Regions from separate parts of the Homo sapiens genome. Here region 2 is linked to region 1. A link is a contact called in ENCODE Hi-C or POLR2A ChIA-PET data. All regions are on one chromosome and are shown on one strand. The core of a region is the stretch at or near the end of the contact, and the rest is flanking DNA. Distances in the headings are between cores, read along the strand shown. Region 1 has its middle 82 kb from the start of NME8. Region 2 has its middle 17 kb from the start of NME8.

Evidence for each region. A loop is a pair of places that touch in the nucleus more often than their neighbours do. ChIA-PET counts read pairs that join two places held with the same protein, here RNA polymerase II (POLR2A). Pooled maps may share reads with other maps.
Region 2: a map of GM12878 shows a loop between it and region 1 (5-fold over the local background). The contact joins two enhancer-like sites. A Hi-C loop is called at or near these places in 1 of 168 maps with a recorded cell type or tissue (GM12878), 14 of 37 single-sample maps with no recorded cell type and 4 of 50 pooled maps. POLR2A ChIA-PET finds 5 or more read pairs at or near these places in 1 of 52 experiments (activated T-cell).

Annotation. Positions count from the first base shown.
Region 1 is chr7:37,764,735-37,768,920 of GRCh38, reverse strand. No RefSeq gene overlaps it. Among named protein-coding and RNA genes, the nearest start is that of NME8, 82 kb to the left of the region's middle. RefSeq lists an enhancer at 2,562-3,031. Within about 2 kb of position 2,845, at least 4 of the 41 ENCODE cell types and tissues checked have a DNase peak (open chromatin) inside an H3K27ac peak, as active enhancers do.
Region 2 is chr7:37,829,544-37,834,292 of GRCh38, reverse strand. No RefSeq gene overlaps it. Among named protein-coding and RNA genes, the nearest start is that of NME8, 17 kb to the left of the region's middle. RefSeq lists an enhancer at 1,705-1,804. Within about 2 kb of position 1,937, at least 2 of the 41 ENCODE cell types and tissues checked have a DNase peak (open chromatin) inside an H3K27ac peak, as active enhancers do.

The DNA.
Region 1 (4,186 bases), core at 1,596-4,095:
CCTCCTCTGAAAAACAGTAAAACAGTGTACATTCCCAGCACACAGCCTCCTGTGCAGGATTCTGCAGATCTTCTCTGTGTCATTGCAACCCTTGTTGTGATGCACTTAGCAATATTTCATAACTTGAATGTTTCCTCACTTTTTAAAAAAAAAACATAAATTCCTTCTTCCTACTTCTTTTCATTTTATTTTTCTCAAGGCTTATCTTAAGATATCGCACCTCTAACATATTTCCTTCTTCAAGGGAAAGTGTCTTAAGAAATGCTGCACAAAAGTAGTCTGGGTTCTGTTTTTGAAATGACATGAAATCATGTTTTTCTATATGCCCACAAGGACATTCATGCCTAACGATTTCTGTGAATAATGTAACTTAAAAACATATAGGCCAGGCACAGTGGTTCATGCGTGTAATCCGAACACTTTGGGAGGCCGAGGAGGGCGGATCACTTGAGGCCAGGAGTCCAAGACTAGCCTGGCCACATGTCAAAACCCCATCTTTACTAAAAATACAAACAAACAAACAGACTTCTTGCTTGGTTCCATTTATGTTTCATAATTTTATTATCTGGTTTGCACTTTTAAAGCTGTGGCAAGAGAATAAATACTAGCAGTAAGAGTATCTTAGTTGGCTTCTGTATTCCTGCATTCCCTTTTCTTTGGCAAGGTACATTTTAAAAAATCTCAATATCAAACAACTTATGTTTGAATATTCAAAACAAGCTTTTTTAGGAACAATAAAAAATGTTATTGCAGAACAATCAGCCATTGTATCTAGAATTTAGGTAAAAGTCCTGATGGCTGGATGATAAATGAAAAAATCCAGAAGACTAGTTGCTGAGAGAAAGCATAGGATCATAAAATTGTCAGTGTTCAAATGAAACATCAATAATCTAACACAGCCACTAATCTTACTGTAAGGCATCAGAGCTAGAGAGGTTTCAAGCCTTGCCACATCTCACATGAAGGAGGATGCGGAGACAACCCTTGTCTTGCTTGGGCTTATATCTTGGACCTGCACTGCTTAAGGCAGCAGCCCCAAGTCAAATGGGGCTGAACCCTTGAAATGTGGTCGTCCTAGTTGAGATGTGCTTGAAGGTAAACTACACACTGAATTTTGAAGTCTCACTATTAAAGAAAAGAAATGTAAGATATATTGTTAATATCCTTATATGGATTACAAGTTGAAGCGATTATATTTTTAACATATTATGTTAAACAAAATGATATACGAATTTCACCTATTTCTTTTTACTTTTTAAAAAATGTAGTTACTAGGGAATTTAAATTTTCTCACATGGCTGGCATTATATTTCTATTGTATTTAAACTTAGATGGTTAGCTCTTTTGGTCCTGAATACTAACCCTATTGAATGAGAAGGGCATAGTCTGGCCTCATGGAAGGTTTGTCTCACTATGATTTAAGGAGTTTTGGGGGGGAGGGGGCATAAATTGTGATTTTTTTAATTGGAAAAATTAAAAAATCAGCTCACAATGGGAGTGGATTTGAGGCAAATTGTGCAAGCAGATTTTCTTTAAGTGGCTAAGCAAAGTTTAAAAAGCAAGTAACAATGGAAAAAAAAATGTTTCTGGTACAGGACCAGCAGTACAAAAATAGTGTACGAGTACCTAGATAACATACCCATTTTGCAAAGTGCAACTTTTAAGTACACTATTTTAATGACTTTATTTGTTGCTTAATCCTTTGGATCATTATAAAATAGTTTTATGAATCAATCAATAGCCAGGAAATTTGAGGTATATTTCCTACCTCTATTGTTTATCGTACGTGTGTTGGTCTCTAGTCCCACTTAAACTCTACAGCCCATGCCTGGCAATTAGGGACTAACACTATGGATAGAGGTATATGGTTTTACCAGAATTCCTGACTGGAAAAAACAATCAGCTTTAACTGGTTAGAAGTCATCAGTGCTGGTTTATCTATTAAATAAATCACTTCCGTAAGTCTGACAGTGCCTTAGAAAGAAGCACTTTTCCCTGGAGACTTCACCTATGCGGAGCACAGAACAATGAACTCCAGAGCCAGCCATTGCTGGGAGATGGAACAACAGTAAGGAAAGCTGAGAGAAGCATGGTGTCAGTCCAGGGCTATTCCCTGCAAGCAGCAGAAACTTTGCCTTGGCTGACATTAAACAGAAAAGGAGGTTTTGCAAGGTTATTAGTTGGTTCACAGAATAATTGGGAAGATGCAGAACTAGTTTCTGAAAATAGGCATGAACGGAGGGCAGCCAGAACCACAGCCCAAATCAAGACTCAGAACTTGATCTTAGGGTGGTCAACGCCGCACTGCAGATGCTGCAGATTCCCCTGCAGTCACTGTTGACCCTGCACACTGAGGCTGAAACTGCCACCCCCAGACTCCAGCAGCAGGTGACCCACTTGCGCTGGTATGCTCAAAACTCTTTGCTGGTTTTAAACTGATAGTCTGGGCTCCTGAGAACCCCCTCTGTCTTCAGCAAAGCAGGACAGTTGGTCACACTAGTCGGAATAAATTCTCCACCATCCACGGCTCCCATGTTCAAGTGCTGGGCATGTATGTCTGATTAGGCCCTGCTGGGTCACCTAAGTTCTGGCTGCCAGAGAGATGAAGAGAGAGGGTCTGGCCATCTATCTTCCCTAGTGGGTGGCTGCCCCAGCTTTCCATCAGAGGCTTATAACTAAAACATAAGCAGACTACTTCTCAGTAATTTGAGTTAAATAGAGGAAACGGAACACAAAGAAAAGCAGCCAGGAGCAACAGGAACTGGTGGCTCTCCTTCTGAGGCAGCGTCCTGTGGTCAAAGGAGGAGGTGCTTTGCTGGGACTCATTTTGTTCATTCGAAAGTTGGAGAAAGGACTCTAAAGGAGCTCATGTAAGGAAAGTACCTAGCCCACATCACATGCTCAAATATTTCTTTCCCCTTTCTTCTGTTTTTCACTTTCTTTTCTCACCCCTTCATTGGAATCTGATGTCACTGCTGTAGAAACTAAACTGATTTACATTCTCTACCAACTAGCCATTATTAAAAATTCAAGTAATAATGTGTAGAACTCATCACTTACTAGAACTTATCAATTACTGTGTTTTATTTATTTATACTTTTGAAGTTACTTATGTCTTAGTTGCAAGTTGCGAGTTCTACATAATGCTGTGTCACTGCACATTTCTTCCCAAATCTGTGTTTGGTGACATCACTCGGATAGCTTGAAATTGGCCTGGTGGGAATTGGCAAATACTACAAATCAGGGCTCAATTTATTTTTTATTGACTGTCTAGACTTATGGAAGTGGTAGAGAAAATGTTGATAAAGCAGATTAAACTTAGAAGTGTGTTGTGTGTCTGTAGTTATTACACTGACCAGCACTGAAATGAAAAATACAGTTTTCTAGTATTCAACCACTATTACACAATTCAACAGGGAACTTGCTCACACCATGGACAAAACAGTGAATTTCCGAGACGTGAGTCTTCATTGTTTGACTTTTGTCTTACATGAGATAAACAAATGTGTCAACTAACTTATTCATCAGTTGCAAACAAAGGTTGGCTATAGATAAGAGTTTGGTAAAAATTAATAAAAGCATTCTGTGGGAACTAACTGGCTGTATGGAATTTATAATAAATAATATTGTGTATATAATATATATGCATATACACATACATACACACACACGCACATACATACACACACACACAGAGGTTTTTTTTAGGGAGAAGGGAACCAGTTGTTCAAAAATTACCAGTACACCACAGTGAGCTGCCCTCTTTAAACGTGATCTATCTTTACAATCATATTATTATTGTTGTTTTTAATTTTTATTTTACTTTAAGTTTCTGGATACATGTGCAGAACATGCAGGTTTGTTACATGGGTATACATGTGCCATGGTGGTTTGCTGCAACTATCAACCCGTCATCTAGGCTTTAAGCCCCAAATGCATTAGCTATTTGTCCTGATGATCTCCCTCTCCTCCTCCCCCTACAGGTCCCCATATGTGATGTTCCCCTCCCTGTGTCCATGTGTTCTCATTGTTCAACTCCCACTTATGAGTGAGAACATGTAGTGTTTGGTTTTCTGTTCCTGTGCTGGTTTGCTGAACAAGATGGCTTCTGGCTTCATCTATGTCCCTGCAAAGCACATGATCTCATTTGTTTTTATGGCTGCATAGTATTCCATAGTGTATATGT
Region 2 (4,749 bases), core at 688-3,187, 66 kb before region 1:
GCAGCTGAGTGACAGAACAATATCTTGTCTTTAAATAAATAAATAAATGTAATACCCCAACTATAAAACTTCTAGAAGAAATCATAGGGAGAAAGCTTCATGATAATGATCTTGGCAGTGATTTCTTGAATACAACACCAAAAGCACAGTCAACAAAAGTAAAAAATAGACAAGTGGGACTACATAAAATTAAAAAGTTTCTGTACAACCAAGGAAATAATCAATAGAGTGAAAAAACGTATAAAATCAGATAAAATATTTGTCAACCATATTTATGACAAGCCGAAACATATAAGGAATTCCCACAACTCAGTAGCAGAAAAACACTAAAATGCTAAAATAGCTGAGAATTTCATCTTAATCCTGTTATTTAATTTCATCAGTGAAATCGAAATCAACTCTTCATTTGAATATATTCTGTCTGAAGTCCTCATATGAATTTTCATTGCAAATGTTTATAAAAACTACCCCTGACATTATTTATTACATTTGAATTTTATTTAATATAATTAATAACGTGTAAGTGTAACTTCTCAAGACGTCCATAAGGTGGCAGTGTGCACTTCCGTAGTGGCGGTTGAGCAGCAGCGCAACAGAAAATCAGATAAACATCTACGCGACCACGTTCTGCTGCCAAGGCTCTGAAGCCCCCCTGCCCTAGACCATTTGGAGCATCAAACATGTAAAGAGTTCTGAGCTCATACCCGGGGGCTCGGCGTTGTCTTTTCTGTTGCTCATCATCTTACGCCCCAGTTCTAAAATGACACCCCCATTTGGAAATGCATGAACCTCTGTAATTCACACGTACCCAGGTGGTCCTGCAGCCTAGTTTCCAGTTTTAGGTCTCAGTTCCGAGTGGAAAGCATTTCCTAGCAGCCTGACAATACAGCCAGAAAGCATGTTATGGGGTAAGGTGATAAATATTTGCCATATGAGCCGTCCCCCACCCTCCCACTTTTGTAGCAGACGTTACTAATCAATCATGATAGTTCGTGCTACTCAGCCTCCCCCTTTCTCAGCAGAACCCCAAAAGCTCCGACACAGGAGAGTCCCTGTCTTTAGAAGTGGGAGCCGATGCCCAGAAATCCCTAGGATTCCAACACAAGTATGGAGGTGTCGTCACACATCAACCATGAACAGCAAGAATAACCCCTCAAGACTAGACCCCGCACAAAGCAGGGACTACCCCACTCCTTCTCTCATTAATCCTACCACACTCTCTACCATGGCCCCTGAGGACCTAAACTGTATTTTGCATTTTCAACCAAATTGATATTATTTTTATTAGCATAATCAATTTTTCTTCTCTCCTGAATTACTTTCCATTAGCATTTTAATCTCTGATGGCACAGTATTTTTTTAATTCTCTTGTATATCAAAATTTTAACTTTCCCCAGAAGCAAATGTAGGATTTGATATAAGTCTGGATCCCAAAACGGAACTCCCAGAAGACCTCGATTACAACCAAAGACCTGGATTATAGTTCCATCTTGAAAGTTATTTCTAGAAGATGGATCTGCCATCCAGAACGGGGAAATGAGGCTGGGCAGAATAGCCCTAAAAAGGAGTAGGGAGATGAGAGAAAGGAAGAAAAATTGCTGGTTCATGGCCATCGACATTATGCTTTCTTCAAGTGAAGATCTATGATTTGATTAAGTTCCTGATTCTAGAATGGCATCTAGGCCTAGGACAAACATCCCCAACTGGGGAAACTGGTCTGGGAAAAATATCCTCAACCTTGTCTTGGGGCAGAGGTGCAGGTGATGATGATGGCAGTGTCAGCAAGTACATCCAGGGACCAGATGGTGCCAGGGTCACTGCAGTGGCAGCATCAGAGCTACCAGGAGAAGCCGTGGGGTGGCACCCCACGCCCACAGTGGGTGGAAGAGGAGAAGCGTGACTCCCCAGGAAGCCTCAGCTGTGATAAGGGCTGAGAAGGCAGCTGCCAAGTCCACCAGGCATTCTGCCAAGGAAGGGAGGCACCCGCATCTGGGAACTTAAAGAGCTGTCCTGGTGATAGAATCTGTCTGGGGAGGCTCAGCAAGATTCTGCTATTTTTTTTCCCATGTAACCCAAGAAATACTCCATTTGTTGTGAATTTAATATTACATAGAAGAATGTTTATACTATGTTCCTATGAATATTAAATATACTGTTCTTCACAATGAATGATGGTGACAACTCTACGTGAAAAAATGATAAAAACAGTGTCCCATACACATAAATAATTTCTAAATTCTGTTATATTTAATATATAAATCTTTAATATGATATACTACTGAGCTTTTTTTTTTAACCATCATATGTTGCAATTTTTGCTTACTCTGGTATATTTTCAAAATACTCTTAATTCTTGCAGCCCTTCTCAACTGGGTTTCTGTAAAAAAATTACTTGCGGGCATTCGTTTAACTTCACTAGAAAACTTTGTAATACTGATATTTTAAATGGATCAAAACCCATAAATCCAATTCCTATTCTTTTCAGTTCATATGCTTTAAGGACGGACATACTCAGACCAGGATACATAAAAATCTTGGAAATAATGAGCCTTATTATTGCAGTGATTCTATTTTTTTTTTTCTGATTTTCATCTTAGCTTAATCTTTTTATCCCCTTTGTGAACAAAAGCTCTCTGAAAAAGAATCTGGAGGAAAGAGATTTTATTCCAGAGAACTGTTTGCAAATCAGGCAGACATGCAGGCCGCTGTGTAAAATGAAGGTCCATTCCAGAGAATGAAGGGATGGCATGCCTGGGGTTTTATAGGAAAAGTCCCCACCCAGGTTCCCAACCAGGTCTATTTATGCAAACAAAGGGTTGAGTCTTGTTTGGTTTTGACTGGCTGACAGAGCTGAGTTCTGATTGGCCCAAACAGCTGAGCCTTAATTGGCTAGGGGAGGTGATCTCTGGTTGCTTCCCAAGCCCCAAACCAGCAGTCCCTGTCAGATGTTTCTTTCAAATGGCCAATGGGGCCTGGGGCTTGCGGCACTGGGAGGTGTGGGCAGGTGCTGTGCTTTTTGCAGCAGTTTATCTTGTAGCCCAACAACAGAACAGGAGCTGGTTCAGCTTGATTGTAGAATGGGAGGTCCTTTGATACTTTTACAACATCTTTCTGAGAGCGCAGAACATGTGACCATTCTGTCACCCAGCTATGGACACCTAGTTCTGTTTTAACTTTGAGCTCCTCAGTTAGCCACAGGGAGTCCATTTTGTCTGGGGGCATACTTTATCACCTTTCTTTTCCAAATCTTATATTATCTGATTGAACTGCACACTTTAGCACTTAATTATATCGGTATACAACGCTAGTTTATTTAGAATTGTTTTTTCGCTAGTTGTTTCAACTGCACGTGCCTTGCCTTCCTTAAGTGAGTGTGAACTCCTGTAGGCAGGAATTGCTGAACACACATTTGTTTTGTTGTCTATAATTTCTAAAAATTCACATTTCATTAAAATAGCCAAAGTTACCCCTACTAAACAACACTTAGAGGCAATTAGATTAGATTGCTTGTTGGGCTCAGTGAATCACTTCTTGTTAGTCATGGAACCATAGTTCTTTAAGCATTGGGTACTCACATCTCTGGTAGATGTGAATTAAGAAATTAATCCAGGATGCATTTTGGAATGTGTAATTATCATTCCTGAAGCCACACACAGTCACTGCTCTTAGAACTGGAAAGGACTTCTCTTCTTATAGATGCAGCATTTGAGACTCAGAGCTGATAAGAAAATAGCCTGATTAACAGACTTCAATGTTGAAGACATTTGAAATTCAAAGCGGAGCACTGCTTTTTCTCAGATTTAGAATTAAAAGGGAAAAAAGAAACAAGTGACTTTCACATTTGGTGCGAAGCTTGAAAACATACTCTTTTCTTTACTCACTGGCACATCTGAGCACACACATTAACCCTTCCTCACCTGAGACAAATTGTAAAGAATCTACATGCGCCTCCATATATGCGCACCTCTTCCCTCCCCTTCTACCCTCTGCCATTGCAGTCAGGGAAGACAGTGGCTAAGATGTGCAGTGTGTTACCTTTCCCATGAGTACTTGCATTTTTAAACTTCCATTTTCATTTTGGTAGAGACAATGCGTGCTTCCCTACATATGCTCTCATTTCCTTCTCGGTCATGCTGGTAAGTCTGCAATGCTAGTTCCTGACAGGCAAGGTCATGTGATGTAGTCTAGCCAGTGGCCTGTGACTAGAAATGGCACCTTCAGTTTCTAGCAGGGGGTCTGCCACCGCCACATTCTCTTTTCTTTACTACCCTTAATAATCACAAGACAGAAGGAGCCTGGATCTTTGAGTCACTGGCTCGAGCTAGCCCTAGTTAACCTGCATGGGCCTTTGTGTGACGGACAAATCAACCATCAGTGTGCTACGCCACTGGGATTTGGCAATTTATTTGTTCCTCAACATATTCTTATTAATTCCTTCTAATACATTTACATAAAGAAATATGTGTTCATCAGAGACAAATCAAAATAAGAAAAAAATCAGTACTTTGCTGTTCAATATATCCTCACACGTTTTTCTATAAGTGTATCCATACAAGTCAGAACCAATTGTATCCGTAATAATTCCATGTTGCTGCATGTTACACAAAACCCAAGTAAGAATGGTTTAAAAGCATAGTGGCTTAATTTTCTCTCGGTGAAAAGAAGTGTGAATGTAGGCAGTTTGAGAATGGAGTATCATCCACAAAATATCATCAAAATCCTGCCTGCTCAAGCATTTTCTCCTCAGGG